Linked DNA regions of Homo sapiens: region 1 is linked to region 2. The links are chromatin loops, found by intact Hi-C in ENCODE. Cell type or tissue: HCT116. All regions are shown on one strand. Each heading gives the region's core, and the rest is flanking DNA. Links, peaks and the distances in the headings are about the cores only. Region 1 has its middle 130 kb from the start of NMUR2. Region 2 overlaps GALNT10 (polypeptide N-acetylgalactosaminyltransferase 10).

Evidence for each region. Peaks named below come from ENCODE experiments on the same cell type or tissue, not always from the same donor. Only the 100,000 strongest peaks of a DNase experiment are listed, where the experiment ranks them.
Region 1: a loop joins it to region 2, with 8 times the contacts of the local background. A loop is called at or near these places in 2 of 110 quality-filtered maps.

The regions. Positions count from the first base shown.
Region 1 is chr5:152,526,136-152,537,067 of GRCh38, forward strand. No RefSeq gene overlaps it. Among named protein-coding and RNA genes, the nearest start is that of NMUR2, 130 kb to the left of the region's middle. In HCT116, for the core only: a CTCF peak has its summit at 6,702 (motif pointing right); a DNase peak (open chromatin) is centred at 6,686.
Region 2 is chr5:154,400,032-154,410,963 of GRCh38, forward strand. GALNT10 (polypeptide N-acetylgalactosaminyltransferase 10) reads left to right here. Exons shown (of 12, transcript NM_198321.4): 8 at 4,073-4,180; 9 at 9,510-9,731. The region is part of intron 2 of SAP30L-AS1 (SAP30L and GALNT10 antisense RNA 1); the gene reads right to left. Among named protein-coding and RNA genes, the nearest start is that of SAP30L-AS1, 40 kb to the right of the region's middle. RefSeq lists a silencer at 5,313-5,362 and an enhancer at 10,353-10,853. In HCT116, for the core only: a CTCF peak has its summit at 5,381 (motif pointing left); DNase peaks (open chromatin) are centred at 5,330 and 6,380.

The DNA of each region.
Region 1 (10,932 bases), core at 3,830-8,829, 1.9 Mb before region 2:
GCCTTTTTTTGGTGACTTATCCTACCTGATGCACATGGTGTTTAATCTTTGTTTGCATTGTAGTACTGCTGCTTTTAGCTGCGACTGCTTTCTAGGGAACTTCTGTCTAATCCTCTGCCATCATGAAAGGAAGCAATGAACACTTGCTAGAATTTATGGGATAATAAAAGAGATATAACTATTGGAGGAAATGTGCATTGGGTCCTGAGTCATACCTGAGAAAGGGAAAGTGGTCCAGGACATAACTGAAGTCCTCTCTGATGATGAGTCAAAAGGGGTGCTGTTCAGAGGACAGCCTGGCAGGAAAAAGGAAGCCTTACATTAAGAGGCTGTGGAGTGCTGTGGAGTATACTTTGGGGAGCAGCCAGCTGGAGGAGAAGTACCCCTACATCAGGGAGCTGCAATTGGAGAGACCCAACAGTGAGGACAAGATGCTGGAGAACTCCTGGAAGCATCCTCCCCACATCCTCAGCTATGTGTCTCTTGTCACCTCAACTGTTTATCTCTTTGTCCTTCTGGGTTGATTAAAAATACCTTTAAATAACTCTAAAAATATCTTAAGTATCATTTTGGTGAGGCTTTAGGAGAAAACAAGAATAAACATGTACACAAAGATTCTTAAATGTTTTTTAACACTTAAGTTATATTTCATGTAGTATTTGGGAGAATTGTTATTTGTAATATTGAATGTGTGTTATGGCACAGAATAACCACACACTTGCAATCCTATCCCCCAACCTAAGACACACAACAATACCATTGTGGCAAGATGCCTGAGCACATTCCCCTTGGCATCCCCTTTTCAAGCTACTCAGAGAATCCCCTCCTAAATGTGTTTTCTTGCTTTTTTTGTTTAATTTCTTGGTTTTGAAATATTATTATATCTTTACTCTCTATTTGATAATTTCAAGATTTGAAGTCCTCTGGAGTCTAAATTTGCTTAATCTCATTTATGGTTTCTTGCTTCCTCATGTATTTATTTCTGTTATTGTTTTACCTTTCATGAAGTCATTTAAAGCTGAACTTATTGAAGAACACTAAACGACCAAAATTTGGGATGCATTGTTCTGTGGTGTACTTGTGTTTGCTTCTGCTGGACCTCAGGAGATGCTACCACATAGGGGCTACTTTATTTCCTTGGCTTGGGATTTCTTTCTGACCAGAAAGATGGTATTCATTCTAACTCCAGACCCAGGTGAGAGCAGGCCAAGAGCTACAGTTCTCAAGGGAAACTGCATATGGAAACAATTGCAGCCAGAATTCCCAGTGGCCTCCCTTTGCTGGTAAGCAGACTCTTGCAGGGTATAGTCCCCCTGTGAACCCCTGGCTTAATGTAGGAGTCTAAGTTCAGCTCCAGTACTTCTCAAAGGCCTGGAGTTGCTCATTTCCGATTTCCCTTCCTGTTTCAGCATTGCCTTGAAAGCAGTCCTGATTTATACATTTGATTGATGCTGTGGTGTTAGTGCTTTGCTTGTTCTCACTGGGTTGCTTTCACTGTTACTGTTTATATGGCCTTATTTTCTTGAGTGCTTAGCAATGAACTAAAAAAAATAACACATTTGTCATAACTTATCTAGGTCTCATTAAGGAATCTAGTTCACTATATTGCTAGAAGCAAAGTCTATACTTGAAATTTTGCTATCCTTTGTAATATAAGAGCTATTATGAGAGAGGTTTGCATCTCTCTGTTTTGTTCAGTTACATTTCAGGAGTTGCTAGTATTGCTGATCCCATATTTCCTGTTTCACTTTTGCTTTTTATTCGAGTTTCATTATGACTAAAAAATAAAGTCAGTTTCTTCCTTTATAATTTTGTTTAAAAATTTTTCTTAGTGCTATATTAGGCGGCTTAAAAAAGTACTTGAAAAGTTTATATTATCTCTTTACAATATATTTACTATATTTTTGAAGTCTCCTTAATAATTTTTTACTCACCTGAAAGGTCAAGTTTTATAAGAGATGAACAGTTTCCTACTTTTTTTTTTTTGTAGATTTTACCTCCACTGTCTGTAGATGGTACTTTATAGATATCAATATTATATCTTTCAGTACTAAAAGATTGAATGATAACCGTGTCTTTATAGATTATAACCTTAAACATTATAAGGAGATTTTCTTTAATCAACACTTTTATGATATAAATAACATATGGAAATGGAAGAAGTTCCCTTATCCCTCTCGCAGGGCATGTGACAGGGGTGTGGCTTGCTTCTTCAGTTCCCCGCTGCTCAAACCCCTGTGGGGAACATACAGGCAGGTCGTGGGGAGAATTTTTGGGCTCCGACCCCATGGCAGCATCTAAGGTTGAGTGTTTACAGCTCCTGAAGCCCCAGTGGGCCTGTGTTACAGTGTGCTCTTTCAGCTTTGCTGTCTGCAGGCGGCTTGTGTTAATCAGCTCAATTAGACCCTCTGCCTTATCACAAGGACAGAGGGCTTTCTGTGTCCTGGGTTCCTGCCCTGGTGTACCGAAACAATGGGATCACATGTGAGCTTGGAGGATGGGTGCAAAGTTTTATTGAGTGATGGAGGTAGCTCTCAGATTGGTGGATAAGGAGCCAGAAGGGGGATGGAGTGGGAAGGTGGTCTTTCCCTGGAGTCGGGTCACCCAGCTGCGGGACTCTCTTCCAACTGCCTCAGATCGAATTCCATGTTGTCCCGCCGTCAATGGACTGCCGGTATCTACTGGTGTCTGTCAGTGTGCTCTTCTGCTCCTCCTGACGTCCAGCAGCTTGTGTCTGTGCTGGCTATGGTCTGGGAGTTTTTATGGGCACAAAATGGGGGCCAAGGCAGGCCAGAGTGGTCTTGGAAAATACATCATTTGAGTGTGAAAACAGGAGTGCCTGTTCTCACTTAGGTCTGTGGGCACAGGACTGAGGGTGGAGCCCTTACCAGGGACACTGCCCTTCTCTGTCGAGCACTTCTCTGCCCCCCTCCCATATCAATACCAACTTTGGATCAGACAAAGCCAAATAAATACCCCTAACTGATCACATAGGATGCCCCACATTTAGTAAATGACCTACAGCCTCCCCAGACCACTAGCTTACAGTCAGGGCACACCTGAAGTGTTCCAGTGTATCCACTCTAAAGCTTCTCCACTGCCCTGCCTGCCTTTGAGTCTCTGTTAAAACACTAGGGGTGGTGGCTGGCTCCCTTACTACAGCAAGCTCTGAACAAATAGGACTTGCTTGTTGTCATTGGGTTGGTCTTCATTTATTTCCATTTACTGTTGTATCATAAGGACTAGGTCAGAGAAAAGAAGCAGGAAAAAAATGTGCCTTCGTGGAACTCACATTCAAGTGGGGCAGTGATGAGAGGAGACAAACAGCAAAATGTAATAAGTAAGCAATATAGAAGTATGGGCAAGTTATAAGTGCTATAAATAAAAGACATGGGAGCTGGGGGAGGAGATTGCAATTTTAAACAGGGTTGTCAGGGAAGACTTGCTAATGAGGTGACATTTGAGCAAAGCCTGCTAGGAATGAAAGAGTAAGTCACACAGAGGCAATGGGGGAGGGGAAAGCATTTCCAGGAGGAGCCTCAAGGCAAAGGCTTGGAGGCAGGAGGTGCCTGGCAGTTTTCAGAAAAAGTAGGACTTGTGGCTGGAGTAAAGGGAGAGGGGAAAGAGAGAGGTGTGGTCAGAGATGTCAGGCAGCCAGAACATGGAGAACTTTGTAGGTCATTGGAAGGACATTGGCTTTTAAGCCAAGGAGATGAGAAGCCTTTGAGCAGGAGTGGCAGGACTCTTGTTTTAAAAAGATCTCCTGGCTGAATGGGCACTGTGGCTCATGCCTGTAATCCCAGCACTTTGAGATGTGAGGGGGGAGGATCACTTGAGGTAAGGAGTTTGAGACCACCCTGGCCAACATGGTGAAACCCATTATCTATTAAAAATACAAAAATCAGCCAGATGTGATGGTGCATGCCTGTAATCTCAGCTACTGAGGAGGCTGAGGCAGGAGAATCACTTGAACTCGGGAGGTGGAGGCTGCAGTGAGCCAAGATTACACCACTGCACTACAGCCTGGATGACAGAGTGAGACTCCATTTCAAAAACAAAACAGAAAACAAAACACTCCTGGCTTCTGTATTAAGATTAAGTAGAAGGATCATACGCCCTGCCTTGTGCAGGACGATCCTAGTTTATGCCTATTGTCCTAGCCCCTTTCACTTTCAAAAATGTCCCAAGTTAGAGGATGAAACACAGGATCTCCCTAAGAATAAACAACTAGGGGTAAGGATGAAAGCAGACACAACTAGGAAGCTGGTTTAATAATCCTGGTTACAAATAGTAGTGATGTGGAAAAGGGTGATGGCAGGGGAGGTGGTAAGAAATGTTCAAATTAGGCTTTATTTTCAAAGTGGAGCCAATGGGATTTCTACATAGTTCAGATGTGCGGAGTGGTAGAACGAAATGTTAAAAATGACTCTGCTGGGTTTTTTTGTTTGAGTGAAGAGAAAATGCATTTTTGTTAACTTAAATGTGGAGAAACTGGGACCTAATTGTCAGGGGAAGACTGGGAGTTTGGTTTTGGAAATTTTGTTTTTGGGTTGTCTATTAGATAATTGGGTGATAAAGAGTAGCCTCTGGAATGAATTTGGAGTTTAGGGGAGAAGTGCAGGGTAAATGTGTTTTCTCCATTTATTGAGTGCAATGTTTTACAAATATGCAGTTCCCTGTTAAAACTAAGTAGGCATAACTCAGCTATTTGCATCTAAACTGTCCCAGAAGTCAGGGCCTGATATCTCTTTTCTTCCTGTTTCAGTAACCACTTCTGTACCTTATGCTTTTAAGATACTTTTTTTTCTCTTTCTTTTCTTTTCTTTCTTTCTTTCTTCTTCTTCTTTTTTTTTTTTTTTTTTTTTTTTGCAATTCTAGTGGGACTCAAATGTAACACACTTTTATTGTTAAAGTCTAACAACTTAAGCAGAATTGTGATTTCAGACATTCTTAAATTTCCCTGGAAAATGAGAAACCTGTTGGACCTTCAGATAAACTCTTGCCTTCACTTCTAAATTATTTTCTTCCAATACCTATTTGAATATTTTTTTCTATTGCAATTAGTTTTTCTTCTTTTTCAGGGGAAGCAATTGTTCCTGTAATGGTCCTCTAGTATCTGCTCCCGTCTACATAGTTATATTTTTCACTAATCATTTTTATTTTGGTCTTTTTTGACTTCAACATTATATGTGATTTTTTCAAGCCTGCCTGCAACATCACTGACTTACTATTTTTCATAAATGCCATTTCTGCTTTAACTCCTCATCCTTTTAGACAGTATATGCAATACCAGTATTCCTGTACTGTTACTTTTCTTTTTATTGTGTGTTGTGGATTTATTTCATGTTTTAGAGCATTCATATTTCCTTAACAGGGAAAAGCAGTTGGAATGTATTATTTTCTTTGCTATCTCTCGTATTCCATATCTCTTTCATTCTTTCAGAGGTTCTGTATTAGGTTATTTCTTCTGCTTACCCGTCATTCAAAATGGGCAATTCTATTCAGTCCATAATAGTAAATATGGTTATTGAATGAGGCAGATTAAGTAAACCTCCAACAGAAAGCAACTTTATTCTTTTACTATTGCTGTTACTCTGTACTGTGTCAAACCGCCTTTCTATAGCCCTGACAGTACCTTGAGTATATTCCATAGCTTCTGATGTCACTTGTAGTAGTAATAAACTTCTCCAGGCATCCAGGCATCCTTTTCCAGGCATCCAGTCTAATATCAGCTTCAAGAGTTCTTCCAGTTTTTGCCTTTACCCCTTTTCTGTTGAGCCTAATCCAGGCTTGGTTACCAATGGAGAAGGCGAGGGATGGTTGGACAGCTTGGACATTTGCTCACTTGTGCTTAACAGGACTGCTCTGCCTCCTGTATGACTACAGGTAGGGCTGTGAGATAAGAGAAGAGGCATTAAAGTCTTATAGGACAGACGGGGTTGTAATCCCATGTTGATGCTCTCCAGCTATGAAGGCCGGCCCTATGAGGCTTTTGTGTAGACCCAACCTCTTCCGCAGAGGCATCCTGAGTCATAAGATGCCATCTGGGACTGTCTGCTGCTTAAGGCTCCTCAGTTGTGTCTAACAGTATGAGGTTATACATACAAGAATACATATTACATAGCATTGTTAGCGGTTATTATTACTCTTGTGAATGGTACTATTGTTACTACTGGTATGAGAGAGATTTTAGCCTCTTAATTTTGGCTAATTCTATGATGTACTTGTATAAGACAGGTGATGTTTAAATGAGAAATCATAACTAACTTTACTTGGCACTAGATATTTGAGAGAAATTGTATGTATTTATTTGTAGATTATATTCTGTTTTATTAGGGAGGAAAGAACTTAGAGGCTGAGTTTATTTCCATCATTAAAACAAAATAGATAACCAAGGCCCAGAGAGAAACAGAGGCCTGTCTACTCTCCAGGCACTAACAGTCAGGACTGGAACACAGAACTTCAACTTCTGTGTAGTTGTCCTCAGTTTCTGTGCTTTCTCCTTCTGAGGGGAGGTGCTCCGTACTTCAGGACTGAGTGTAGATCTCACCAGATTCTTCCTGCCCTCTTGGTGGGTAGCTCAGTTCTGACACATGCTTTGATAGATAATGCAACTTTTCCTTAAGGAACAAACCTTACCCTTTTAGTGAATGTTTGTAAACCTTTTAAGAATATAGCCACCAGATGTCACTGTAGGCTAGCTTATGCCAAATAAGACTATTGTATCTGTTGTCAGATTTGCTTTGAGGAGAAAATGGGATCGAATAAATGCTATACATCCTAATGTTTTAGCTTATAAGGGAATTTCTAGGGCTGTTTTGAGACAGACCACCAACCATGAGAACAAAATGCGAAAGAATCCTACAGACCCTGGTCTCTTGGTAATTACAGTTTAGTGGGATGTGCAGGAGGAGTCATGTGCAAAAAATTACATGTTACCCATCCCTTTTGCTTGCAAGTGAAATAGACCAAGACAGAAGACATCAGAGTGAGCGGAAGAAACAGCTGACAACATCGAAAGGGAGAAAATTGCAAGAAGTCTTGATGGATGTCTTAGATTTGGGTCTGTAGAGCGTTGAACCTGGAAGACGCCACTTGATGGTTAGAAAGGGGTGGGAAGGAAGGCAGAGTTAAATGTACAGCAACGTAAATGAGTGAAATGCCTGGACTTTTCAGAAGAATGGGAAGAGACTAGTTAACCATTCAAGATGGGATAAGTCCAAGAATGGTAGCGTGTAAGGCTGGCAGTGTGGCCTGGTGGGACAAACACAGTTTTTACAGACAGGCCACCTGAGTCCAAATCCCAGCTGTGGCACATACTAGTTGTTGGAACATACTCTGGGGCATGTTACCAACTCAAATTCCTCATAGAGAAAGTGAGATGATAATATATTCAACTCATAGGATTATGGAAAGATTGAGTTTATATTTTTACAGTGTTTAGAAAAGTGTCTAGCACTTAAGTACTACATTAAGTCTTTGAATAAATAAGTTTCTGTATAGCACTAGGCATAAGAAGTCAAAATAAGGTTAATGATTAAAAGGCAATAGTTTTGTATTATTTAAGGAATATTTATCTGGAAGTGAAGTGAACATAGGCCTGAGATATACCCAGATCAGCACCTGTTCACTGAACACTATGCCAGACATTTAATGGGTGTGGAATAAATTTTAAAAAACCTATAATGGTGTTGATAATAATTTCTATGTACTGAGCTGTAACTAGGGTCTAGGAACTAAGTTTGAAGTACTTTAAATGCATTACTTTAATCTCCAAAATTTGTAGGGTAGGTTATTATTATTTCAGTTTCATAGATTAGGGAAGTGAGACCCAGAGAGAATAATTAATTTGTTCAAGGTCATACAAGCAGTAAATAGCAAAGCTGAGATTCAAACCCAGAACCTGATCATTTAACCACTGCTCGAAGTACCTAAAAGACCTTGAGGCATACTATAAAATCACATTACTTTAGAGCCAAGAGGGACTTCAGTTTGACTGACTCGTTTTATGGATGAAGAAACTGAGAATTATAAATTTTAAGGGATGTATTCAATGTCATTTGGTTGAGGGATGGATGATATAAGAACTTAAATTTTCTGTTCCCAGTCCAGTTCTGAATATAAGGGGTTTTAAAAGTAAACAGGAAGTATCAATCCAGCGTATTATTATTCAAAGAGACTGTGCTAGATCTTTTATTTGTCTTTTGCTGACATTTTTTTTGTCTTGCTTCTGGTATAGTGTGAACTCTAGTGTGTTATAGTGGTCCTTGTTGTTTAAGATCTTTTTTCAAGATATAGAGTGGAGTGGAAACCCGCCTGGAGAGTATATAGTATTTAGTTCAAAATGTGAGTTACGTAGTGGACCTCAGACAGTAAAATCAGCTTCCTTGTCATCAGAGAATTCCAGGCAGGATAAGTTATCAACCTAGAATAATTCATGGAAGTTCATGTCCTCTACCAGGTCACAGTAATTGAAGTTTAATAGATTGCAGGCAGTGGAGGCAGAAAGGTGTAAACACTAATACATGACTAATTGTTTATTCCAACATATACAATAGACTGAAAATGAGTGTGAATTATAAATATGAAAGAGAGAGTAGATTAAGCCTTTGCATGATTAATGAGAAGTATATGTTGGAGAAAACAATTGTTAGTGTATGAGTGTTCACAGCTTTTCTTCCTTTACTGCCTGCCAAGTGGAATTCTGCCTGCCACGCTGTTTCTGGGATTCATTGTAAAAGCAGGATTGTGGGTAAGAGAGCTAATGGAAGTGAGCACAGATAGGCTGGATGGATTTAGTTTGGAATGAGCAAAGATGTCTCTTAGAAGAGGGGAAAAAACCAAGGTGGGTGGGATAAGAAAGATAAGAGTCAGCTTGGGGTGGGTTGAAGAGAGTTTTGCAGTTTTGAATTACAGTCAGTTGCTTTACTATGATAAATGAGGTTTAGATGCAATAGATGGATACAGAGAAAATCTTAAATTGGTAGGAGTTCTGAAATATACCTGCTATGGTTTGGATGTCCCCTCCAAAAGTTATGTTGAAACTTAATCCTCAATGCGGCAATATTGAGAGGTGGGGCCTTTCAGGATGATTGAACCATGAGGGTTTTGCCCTCAGGAATGGATTACTTTGTCCATAGACTAATGGATGATCATGGGAGGGGAACTGGCGCTTTATAAGAGGAGGAAGAGAGGCTTGAGCTAGTACGTTAGCACACTTGACCCCCTCGCCATGTAATGTCCTGTACCACCTCGGAACTCCACAGAGAGCCCCCACCAGCAAGAAGACCTTCATCAGATGTGGCCTCTCAACCTAGACTTCTCAGCCTCCTAACTCTAAGAAATAAATTTATTTTCCTTATCAAATCACCCATTTTTAGGAATTGCATTTTAAGCAATAGAAAATAGACGAATATAGTATTTCCTGGGATTTTACTACAAGGAAGCCTGATACAGACTCAAAGGACTCCTTAATTAAAATTTGAACATTAAAATAGTGGTTTTTCTAAATGTGACACCAAGCCATGTACTAAGTCAGAGGCTATCAGATTGATCTGGTCTAAATGTGAGGGGGAAATACATTTGTGTTGTACCTTAAACTCCTAGTAAGATCTTCACTTGTGTAACATCCTACTATACAGGACACAGTTTCCCAAACTGTATTCCTTGAGTCACTTGGATTAATTTTGTTAATAAGTGTTTGTACAATAAAGTTTTAAAACTAATACACGGTCTCTTCCATTCTGAGTGTCATGGAGCACATTAACATAGTAAAACCACCCAGAAATTCAGTATAACAAGGAAAAAATTTACATTTGACCACTGTTTTTCAGACTTAAGAAAATGTAGAACACCTATTACTTAACATCTTATGGGAATATTGTTTCATGGAATATTGTAGGAAATGCTAGTTCAGTTGAAAAAGTGTAGGTTTGGATAGCTGGAAACTAATTCCCAATTCTGGCCTTGTAAACTACTTAGCTGCAGTCAGTGCTACTCAAAATATGACCAAGGACTGCCAGTTTGCATACTACCTGCTATTAGACTGCACTACATAAGAAACTAGAATGTAATGAAATGTATAAAATAAGCATACAATTTAGTTGAGCTGGGGTTATTTGTAGCCAGACTTCGATGAAGGAAGTCATAAATGCTGATTTATATTCCATTACAAGTCTGACACTCTGAGTAGTATTAGCTGCAGTGATTGTAGTAAGTGACTTGATCTTTCTTTCCTTTTTTTTTTTTTTTTTTGAGATGGAGTCTTGCTCTGTCACCCAGGCTGGAGTGCAGTAGTGTGACCTCAGCTCACTGCAACCTCCACCTCCTGGGTTCAAGCGATTCTCCTGTCTCAGCCTCCTGAGTAGCTGATATTACAGGCACGTGCCACCATACCCAGCTAATTTTCGTATTTTTAGTAGAGACGGGGTTTCACTCTGTTGGCTAGGCTGGTCTCGAACTCCTGACCTCAGGTGATCTGCCCGCCTCAGCCATTTGTCCATAGATTAATGGTGGGATTACAGGAGTGAGCTACCATGCCTGGCCTCACTTGACCTTTCTGATTTAAATTTCACTTTCTCTCAAATGATTAGGTAGGAAAATAAACATGAAGATTCAACCTATTCTGAGTTCTATAACTCTAAACCTGGTAATCTTCTGGGAGCCTAGGGTCTTGGGAAAAAACTGAATATCTCTGTTGTAAACCTCTGGCATAATCCATGAGAATGATAAGGTTTCGACCTGCATCTTCACTTCTAAACTAGGAAAATGGAGACATTTAATATTCTCTAATTCTTGTCCTAATGAATGAACAGTAATGCTGATCTATATTTTATTGTTTTATTGTTGCTGTTTAAAGTCTATAGATATTATAGATAAAGACACAAGCTGATCATCAACTTCAGCAATGTTGGCTAGTACTTAAATTGTGCT
Region 2 (10,932 bases), core at 3,145-8,144:
GGAGGCTGAGGCAGGAGGGTCACTTAAGCCCATGAGGTCAAGGCTTCAGTAAGCAGTGATTGTGATACTGTTCTCTAGCCTGTGTGACAGAGGGAGACCCTGTCTCGAAAAGAAATAAATATAAAAGTGACAAAATCATCTTAAACTAGCCGTAGCCGAGAAAAGCCATGGCGGGGGCGGGGGTGAGGGGCTGTCTTCAACAGGCCTGCTTCCAGGTGCTCAAACAGGTGTCTCTTTCCCTCTCTTGGGACTGCCCTGCTGGGTGCTCGCTGCATTCACGGACAGGCCCTCCCTTACTGTGTGGTGCAGAGGTGATCACTGGCAGCTGCAGTGTGTTGTCCACTTTGTTCTTCCCCCCAGAGAAAGTGTGTGGCCATCACATCAAGCACCAGCATGTGTGGCGACCATTAAATATATACCCCATTACCCTGCCCTACACCAGCTCCAGAGCCCAGGAGGTTGGGTGCTCCAGCTGGCCATCCTGGGTCACAGGCCCCAGGTGGAGCAGTTGGAAGGACAGTCCCCAATAGGGAGAAGGTGCACTGGACAGGCAAAAACAACAGATGCCCATTGCAGGGAGATTAGACCAGGGACATAATCCTGTGAATAATTAATATTTCACTTCTGGTAAAAGGCAATGAAGCAAGATGCTGTGTGTAGGTATAAAAGGGTGAGAAGCCCCTGAGGAGGTGGCTCTTAAGGGGACCTGAAGGATGAGTATGAGGTAGCCAGGCAGAGGGAGGAGTCTATGAGGGGAGTCAATGGGTGTGGTGAGCAAGAAGTGAGTGGAATGAGGTGAGGGTGGAGGGCTGCACGGGGCTCTTGGTCAGGCCAGAGGACATTCTGAAGTGATGGGCGTGGCCTGCACTGGGATGCTCTCAAAGGACCCAGGAGTGAAGCAGCTTCATCTGAGCAGATGTCTGTCTTCCTGAGGGTAGTTCACATTCAGAGTCGGCCACCAGGGCATCCTGTGCTGGGCAGGGAAGCCATGGAGTAAACCCACTGACCAAACCCTCCAGACATCCCAGGAATCTGAGGGCATCCTGGATGCCTCAAGCCTCCCGACATATCAGGGTCACCCTGGTCCCTCAGGAACCTTCAGGCTGATGGCCAGCATGATTGGGGCCAAAGAAACCAGAGGTCACAGCAAAGAGAAGGATTTGGAAATTTATCATCCACCTGCATAAAGTTAGGTGCCTCTGCCAAGCAGAGCTGGACACAGAGCCTCATTAGCTAATGCAAGTTTAATATGAAGACAAGGAAGCTGGATGCCGACCTGATCAACTGCCCGGGAGACGTTCAGAAATAGAGCAGGGTAAGGTGTCCCACCTGCTCAGGGCCACTGCACCACCTGAAAGGCAGAGGGCAGCCCAGCAGCGACCTGGGCAATACCCGCCAGGCAAAAGCATCACTTCCACATCAATCACTTTGTATAAAGGAAGAGTTATTGTTATGGGATGCTGGCGCCTGATCAATATCTCCTGCTTTGAAAATAAACTTCTTGGTTTGGCCTTGACATTAATCTACCATCAGGAGCCCATTATCTCGAGACCAATGTTCTGTTCTATTGACTGGCTGGATTTTTTTTTCTCCCCCAAGATCAGAATATAATTGCATTTCTCCAGGCAGCACTTCCAATAATTGCAGCCCTGTGCACATCCCCTCTCGGGAGGGCCAGAGTACATCAGGGCTGGGGATGGAGACAGCAGGAAGTAGTGGGGGACAAAGGACCTTTTAGGAGCCAGGTGGAAGAGCAAGCCCTTCTAGAGCCCCTGAATTAATCAAGATGTGAAGCCCAATCCCCACGACCTCATCGAGCAGTTCCAACTGAAAAGAGCACTTTTGCACAGAATCTGGTTTGCAGATGTCCCCATTCCTGCCCCCCATTCCACAAATGAGAGACTATGGTAGCGAGATTCATAATAATGTCCTGAATCCAGCTGTGTCCCCCCATCGCCTCAGCACCCCTCACCCAGGGTCAGGACGGTCTCATATCAGGACGACTGCAAGAGCCTCCCGGGCCTACTCTCCCTGAGGCCTGCCCCATCAGGCTGTTCTCCACCCCACTGGCAGAGTCATCTTTGTAAGATGTAAGTGGATTGTGTGTCTCCCTCACTGAAGACCTTCTGTGAAGACTCCTTGTTCTGCCCCGTGAGGGCCCTGCGGGAGCCCTGCCCGCGTCTCTGGCCTCCCCTCCCATCCCTCTTCCCCTTTCTCCCTCTGCTCCTGCCCTGGCTTTCTTTTTGATTATGCCAAGCTTGGCCCTGCCCTGGTGCCTTTGCACTTGCTCTTCTCCCACCCGTTCCCTTGCCTTTACTTTCACCTTCTTGGTTCCACCTCAAACATCCCTTCCGAAGTGAGGCTTTCCCTGACTGGGGAGCATAAAGTAGCATCTCTCACATCCCATACACCCCTACAACGAATCTATGCAATGGCCCTGCTCTGCCATCGCCACCTGAAACCATCTCCCATGTTAGTTACCTATGCCAGGAAAAATTACCCCCAGAATCCATCTTAACACAATACACAGTTATGATGGCAGCGCTTCCCTAGGCCAGGGATTTGGGAGTGGCTTGGTTTGATAGCTCCACCTTGGGTCTCGCATAGGAGAATAGTCAGGCCATGAGCCAGGGCCGCAGTCATCTGCAGGCTTGACTGTGACCACGACCTCTGCTTCTTGGTGGCTCACTGACCTGGCTGGCAAATTAGTGCTGTGGGCAGGAGGCCTCAGCTCTCACCGCATGGACCTCTCCACAGCATGGCTGGGGTGTCCTCAAACATGGCAGCTGGCTCCTCCAAAGCCAGCGGTCCCACAGAGAAAGGTGGAAGCCACGGCATCTTTATGACCGTCATTTCTGCAGTATCCTGTGGGTTACACAGGTCAGTCCTCATGTGACTCACTGGGAGGCATCTACACAGGGGCACAAATACGAGGAGGCAGGGATTGTGAGGCCACTTCGGAGGCTGGGGCCTCGGCTGACTGATTCACTGCTGTGTCCTGAGTATGCACCAGATCTTGTGCTAAACCCTTTTACACACAATATCTCATCTTCCAGTCCTGCCTCCTCTATTTCTTTACAGGAAACTGAGTCTCAGAGAAGTTAAGTACCTTAATCAAAGTCATAAAGTGGGTAAGTGGCTGAGCCAGGATTCAAACCCAGGCCTGCCAAGGAGGGTCTGTGTAGGCCAAAGTCATCAAGTGGGTAAGTGGCTGAGCCAGGATTCAAACCCAGGCCTCCCAAGGAGGGTCTATGTAGGCTGGGCCCCTCAGTGGGTATGAGTCAGTATTGGCTGTACATGTTCACATTCCCAAGTTGCTATCAGACCAGTGGGCAAACTCAGGAGCTCTCTGTGATGTCAAATACTCCTCCCTGGGAGAGGGAGGCAAAGAGAACCATCAGATCCCACACTGCGGCAAGACCCAGCTGCACAGCCTAGCAAGCCAGACTCAGAGAAGGCAGGGCAGGGAGGCTGACGGAACTGCTCAGGGAGACCCAGCGAGAGGCTCATAGATCCAGGAGGAAAATAAATATGTGACAGTAAATCTACGGAACCTGTGTGCCACCTTGACTACTTATGCTGTGGCTGATGTCACTTTGTGATCACCATGGTCTTTCCCACTGATCCCCCGATGCCACCCTAGAATTCTCAACACAGCACTCCATAGTGGATTAGAGCTCAGATTCTGAAGTCAGCTAAAACAGGGTTTAAATTTTGGCTCCACCACTTACTCTGTGACCTGAGTCACATTTCTTAGCTTCTCTGAGCCTCCATTTCAGCATCTGTAAAATGTTACTACCTACTTTATAGGTTTTCTGATGAGGCTTAAGTGTGGTTGTGCATGTGACCATCTTAGCATAGTGTGTGGCAATGGTAAGCACTCAGTGCTGTCAGCTGTTTTTACCGCTGTTATTATATTACTGTGTTTTCCCATGTCATTAGGTCTGTGATCCAGGCTTCAGCAGACAATCCAGGCTGATGCTTTTGCTGAGTGCACTAAGGGATGCTGGCCTGGCGGGATGGTGAACTGGAAGCAGAAACGTCATCCTCTCTCTTCCTTCTTGCCATGCAGGTGTGGATGTGTGGGGGCCGCATGGAGGACATCCCCTGCTCCAGGGTGGGCCATATCTACAGGAAGTATGTGCCCTACAAGGTCCCGGCCGGAGTCAGCCTGGCCCGGGTAAGGTGGTGGCTTTCCTTGGCGGGTAGAAGGGGTTGGCCTAGGACCATCAGCTGCACTGAGGCACCCTGGGGCCCTAGACTGTGTTATGTGATCTCTGGGTTTGAGGATGTGCCTCCCATTCTCCAGGTGAAATCTGATTTAAAAGAACTCCCTTAAATCCCTACTTAACCATTCATTGCTATGTGACCTGGGGAGGGTTGCTTAAGTCCTCTGAACCTGTGTTTCCTCCTTTGTTTAAAGAGAGCTAATTCTTTCCAACTCCCAGCATTGCCAGGAGAATTAAGGAGGTGATACTGTTTCCCAGAGTGTGACAGAGGAGACGATCTTAGGCAGCAAACACAGGAATGTTTTCTTGTTCATGTGTTTAAGTTAATGTGGATTCTAAATTAATGTGTATTCGTGTAGCTAACCTGTAATTTCACAGATATTATTACTTAGCATACAGCTAAAGTAGGTGCAAAGTTAGACCAGAGGTGATGTAAAAAAACATGTTAGATAAATATTAATACAGGTGGTGTGGTGTGGTGTGTTTGGGAAAGCTTGCGTACTAAATTTCTGGAGGGGAAGTGGGCTTCATAAATGTCAGTGTCTTTCTCTTCTCCTCACCCCCTGTCTACTCTTACTGCCAAAACCTCTGCATGTCAAACTGTTTCATTGCCTTAAAATGGTTTCTATCAATCATTGCTTCAATTAAATTGGCCACTGGCTGCAAATGGAAATCTGTCAGCCAGAGTTTGTTTTTGGTTTGGATATTAAATGTATTCGGAAAAAAATAAATAAATCCAGGTGACCACAAAAGAAAAATGAAGAGGAGGGAGGGTCCCCAGAGGATAGAAAGAGCCTTGCGGGGAAGCTGGAAAGGACCCCCGCACAGCTTTCCCTCCGGGGAGCCTGTGAGCCCCGCCCCGGCCAGGAGACCCCGGTGCTGGCCGGGTTGGCATTAGACCGCACTGCCTCCTGTCCAGGGCGCTGCCTCCTCCTCCACTTGACAACCTTGACGTGTAGAATTGCAGCCCCCGGGACCTAGAAGAGCGTTGTCCTGTGACTTACAAGGAAAGCCGAGAGGCTCAAAGAGGCCGCGCGTCTCCCTGAGAGCCATCAGTGGGTGGGAGCTGAGCTCCGGGAAGTGTCAGGGGCCGCGTGGAGGGAAAGGAGAGCCGGCAGTGCCCTCCAGTGGTAGCAGAGCCTAACGACGCCCTCACCAGCCATCCGCGCTGCCCACAGCCCCATCCGACACGGGCGGGGGGTAGGTTCTAGGTTCAGTCCCTTGAAGCAGGAATCGCGTTCTTCTGAAAGGCCATTTGGCGATCCCTGAGGAGGGAGCCAGGCAGGAAAAGCGCACGCTCTCTCGGTACGCCCAAGACTGAGACTCTTCCGGCTACAAGGGACCATGGGGACACTCCAACTCCAGACCAGGAGCAACCCTAAAGCATTCTTTTCCTCTGCAGAGCTGTTGTTGATAAGGCTCACCTAAAAATAAAAATAGCCGGGCGCAGTGGTGTGTGCCTGTAGTCCCAACTACTCAGGAAGCTGAGGTGGGAAGATCACTTGGGCCAGGGAGGTCGAGGCTGCAGTGAGCTGTGTGTGCCACTGCACTCCAGCCTGGGTGACAAAACGAGACCATGTCTCAAAGAAAGTTTGTTGTTGTTGTTGTTGCTGTTGTTTTTTTTTTTAAAAGGCCCACCTGATAAAGAGACATTACCGCCTCCTGCTTGTTATAGAACCATTATTATAGATTAATTCAGTGGATAAGAGCTAACTGTAGTAATACTTATAAAAATTCCCTTCGAGCCAGGCATGCAAAGCATTTTACTTATCTCACTTAATTCTCACTTGTTTTTAACCCCATTTTAGGGATGGGGAACATGAAACGTGATGTTGGCGATGGAAACATTAAGTAACTAGTGCCAGAATTCAAACCTGTGTAGGTCTGACAGGTACCTGGCACATAGCAATTGTTCCTTAAACAGTGACTGCTGTTATTAGTGTTAGCATCAATATTAACAATAAAGACTGGAACATGTATTTAAAAGTCTTATCTAAATTCTGTGTTTAGGCATTTTAACGTATTTCTCTTTTACCTATCTGTACTGAAGCATCGTCCTGTGTTTGGCTTTAAGCCACTTAACAATCTGAGTGGTGCCTCATGGCTTCTTCCCCAGGGACTCTGTGATCCATCAGGTCTGATTATGTGTGGGTTCGCAGAACCACAGAGATGCCTGAATCAGGTGCGGCCTTTTATTATGGTGACTAACAACCCTCAATTACTTGCAGACCACATTTAAAATATTTGTTCAGTGGGCCGGGCGTGGTGGCTCATGCCTGTAATCCCAGCAGTTTGGGAGGCCAAGGCGGGCGGATCACCTGAGGTCAGGAGTTCAAGACCAGCCTGGTCAACATGGCAAAACCCCATCTCTACTAAAAATACAAAAATTAGCCAGGCGTGGTGGTGTGCGCCTGTAATACCAGCTACTAGGGAGGCTGAGGCAGGAGAATGGCTTGAACCCGGGAGGCGGAAGTTGCAGTGAGCCGAGACTGAGCCACTGTACTCCAGCCTGAGCGACAGAGCAAGACTCCATCTTGGGGGGAAAAAAAGTGCTCAATGTTTTAATAACCACATCCTAAGCCTTCTAGAGCATTGTCCCCTAGATGATCATTTTGATAGATTTGAGAGTTGTCCTAATAGCTCCGAGAGAGCCAGATAGAGAGAGAAACTGAGATTGTACGGACTCCGGAAGGACAAACAGCCAGACAGCCTTGAGGTAGAAGCAGTTCAGGAAGGATGAGCTGTCCACCAGCTTGCCTGCCTCAGGAACAAGTAGCCAGTCTTACATTGTTTACTAAACTTGCTGAAATCTTTCTTATCTTTGCCTCTGGAAAAAGGATCTTAGGGAAGGCAATAACAGAAACTACTCAAACTTGGTGAAACAAAAATGGAGACTTACTCCAAGGATCCAGGCAAATCTCTGTAATCCAAGCACAAGAAGTACAGTTGGGCCTCAGACGGGACTGGGACTCGGAAGTAGGAAGGTGTTGAGAGTAGAGGTATGAGGAGCCCGAAGCCCACTGAAATCCCAAGGTCCTTTTTATGTCTCTAACAAGGGGAGATGTGAGAGAAATAAGTGTAAAGTCATTTCCTTTGGTGCAAACAGTGAACTGTAGCAAAAAAGTTCAAAATCTGGGAGAAAGAGCTTTTCAAGCTGTGTCTGGAAGATACAATTATGCAATATTAATTAAAATGGTAATTATAATTAGAATTAAAATATGATGTTATTCAATCCTTTAAGAATGACACTGGTAAATTTCAGTATCATTCTTAACCAGTCTGGCCATGGTCAGAGTGTCCAGACTTGTTTTCAGTTGGAGTGAAACTACCCTCATTACCTCTGTGACTCGAGCAGGTTAGACAGTGAGCCAAAAGAGCCTGGTGGACATACTGGAAAAAGCAGAGGAAATATTGTGTTTCAGAGTGTTCATGTAGACAGTCTCTGTTAGGCCTTCAACTTCCTCTAGCACAGTTTTAAATTAAACACAGCCTTTTCTGTGCAGGGGCCTGGTGGGGATAAACACTGTTCCTGAGCTGTTTTCTAACCCACTGTGGACTCTTCAGCACTCAGGAAGAACTAGGTAGCAACAAGGAAATTCAGCTGTTTCCTGGTCCCCAACTCAGAGCCAGCAAAATGGGGGAACTGGTGAATTTTGTCTTCAGTGCGGGGGCCTCCCTCATGTTGGCTTCCTTCTCCATTACTCCAGAGTCAGCAGCCTGTTTTTGTATGGCCTGTGACCTAAGAATGGTTTTTACATTTTTAAATCATTAGAGGGAATGGGAATCAAAAGAAGAATATTTTGTGATACATGAAAATCAAATTTCAGTATCCATAAGTTTTACTGGAACCCAGCCACACCATTTATATGGTGTCTATGGCTGCTTTATAGCTACATCAGAGGTGAGACCATATGGTCTGCAAAGCCTAAGTATTTACTATCCGGCTCTTTATAGAAGACATTTAAACATTTGGGACCCCTGCCTGACCTTCTGCTCCTAGAGCAATCCTTCACACTGAGGTGCAAATGACTGATAACAGCTTAAACTGCTAACTCCCCTTTAACCTTTCAGAGGAAATTTTAGATTGCAATAGGGAAAAAACTTACGAAGGAGGTAAAACCGAAGAGTTAAAATTGGGGTGGGGGGACAACAGCCAGGGGTTGAAGAAAGATGTTTTGGAGCGGAGAATTTCCCCTGAACCCTGAAGTTTTGCTCTCAGATATATCACATATCAGAAGTTCTCACTGGGTGGGGTCTACACTGCAGATGGAATCAGGAATTTTCATCACATACATAAGAATTCCCTCTTCCTCTGTCCCCAAGTCTACTCACAAACACTTTCCTCACCTGCTGCCTCTGCTTGCCAATCATGTGGCTGTCATTTTTTAAAACTGATTATCTTTGTGCTTCATGATGAAAGTAGCAGCAACCTTTGCACCTCAAAGGATTATTAGAAATTCCAGCTGCTGATGGAATTACACCTTTTGGTTTCAAATTATAATTTGCCTTTATCACATAGCTTGGTCAAAACTCTCAGTTGAAAATGACAAAAAGCCAAATCAAATTGGCTTAGCGAAGAAAGAATATACAGGCTTCTGTAACTGGAAAGTCCAAGGTAGCTCTAGCTTCAGACATGGCTGGATTCTGGTGTTAAAAGGCGGAATGCATTCCTGGATCCAGCCCTCCGCTCTGCTTCATTCTGGGTTGATTTCATCCTTGGACAGGCTCTCCTTGTCTCTCCTTGGAGGCCATATGGCCCAGCAGCTCTGGCTGGCATCCTGTCTTACCCAGCAATCCAAGCAGAAACAGAACGATTCTTCCAATAGTTCCTGCAAAAATCCCAAGGCTGATGCCTGTTGGTTGTGATTGGTGGGGCTTAGGGAATGGGTCTGCTGTTTGACCAGCCCCTGCACCGGGGGCGCCTGTATTCACATTAGCTAGGCTGGGTCCATGCCTTTCCTCCTGCCACATGAGCTGACAGGGAGACAGGGTGGCTCCCCAGAGGAAAATCAGTGGGGGCTATCGCTAGAAGAAGATGGGATGGAAGATGGGCAGGCAAAACAACAGCAGCCTATGGGCCAACTATAAGCTGTGAAGCCCTTAAAACATGCATAATGATAAATAGAAACACAGAAGGCCTAAACTCACGGTGGGGCTGGGATTTTTGATGGAACATAAAATAAGAAGGGTTGACCTCGACCTGCCAGGACCCTTTTCACCCCACTGCCTGGCTTTGGCTTCTTGGAAAGACTGACCCCTCCATTGCTTCTTGCCCCATAGAACCTTAAGCGGGTGGCCGAAGTGTGGATGGATGAGTACGCAGAGTACATTTACCAGCGCCGGCCTGAATACCGCCACCTCTCCGCTGGGGATGTCGCAGTCCAGAAAAAGCTCCGCAGCTCCCTTAACTGCAAGAGTTTCAAGTGGTTTATGACGAAGATAGCCTGGGACCTGCCCAAATTCTACCCACCCGTGGAGCCCCCGGCTGCAGCTTGGGGGGAGGTGAGTCTGGAGGGCAGGGCTGGCTCCATAATTTAATGGGTGTGCAAAATGCAAATGCAGATCCCATGTTCAAAAGGTAGAAAGTCAGTGCAGGGAGGAAAGGCGTGAATATAAAATCGTTTCCTTTCTTTCCTGGTCTCTCTCTAGCCTTGTCATGGTGTATTTTTACTTGTTAGTTAGTGTTCTCAGTGTAGAAAAATTAAAACTTTAAGTTATTAGCATGAATTTTACCTTTCATCTTTATATTATGCAGTGACAATTTAAAATTCAGATTAACAGCATGTAACTCATGTTCAGAATGGGTGAAATGACATGATCTGTATTTCCCACCTGCTGCATGCATAAGTATTTCTCACCAGAACAATCTAAACATGGCACACAACAAACTCAGCTTTTTACTTCACTTCTTGATAATGTGCATATTCTTCCAACACTCTCCACCTTCCATTTACTGATGAGTAAGAAAGGGCTGGAAGGCAAAGGAACTAAGGAGCCAGGCACAGTGGCTCAGGCCTGTAATCCTAGCACTTTGGGAGGCCAAAGCAGGAGGATGACTTGAGCTCAGGAGTTTGACAACATTTTCCTATGGGAAACATAGGAAGACCCTGTCTCTACAAAAAAAAAAAAAAAAAAGAAAAAATTAGCCAGGCGTAATGGTATGTGCCTGTAGTTGCAGCAACTTGGGAGGCTGAGGCAGGAGAACTGCTTGAGCCCAGGAGGTCGAGGTTCCAGTGAGCTGTGCTCGTGCCACTGCACTCCAGCCTGGTGACAGAGCAAGACCCTGCCTCGAAAAAGAAAAGGAACTAAGGGTTGCCCTATCTTTCCCTTTCCTTCATAAGTTCTTGGCTAACACGGGGCAGTAACGCAAGTAAGAAAGAACATGACAGGACTTGTTGGTCGTTCCTGCTTCTTAGGATGCTGTTGCCCTTCTTAGCACACCCAGAGCGAGTTCCGGTTTGAAGGGAAAGCAGGGCCTCTGGGACCCCCAGCGCCCCTATTTATTCAGTGTCTTCGCACATGCTGCATGCAGACAGGGCAGAGAGGAACAGCGTGCTTCTCTGCTCATGCACACGCTCCAGTGTCCCATCAGATTTCACTTACAAAACAGTTCAAAGATAAAATTATTCAGAATTTCAAGACAGTGGCAGCAGAGCTTTAAATCAAGCCAGGCCCTCCTGAGCATGGGGACCTGTGAACTGCG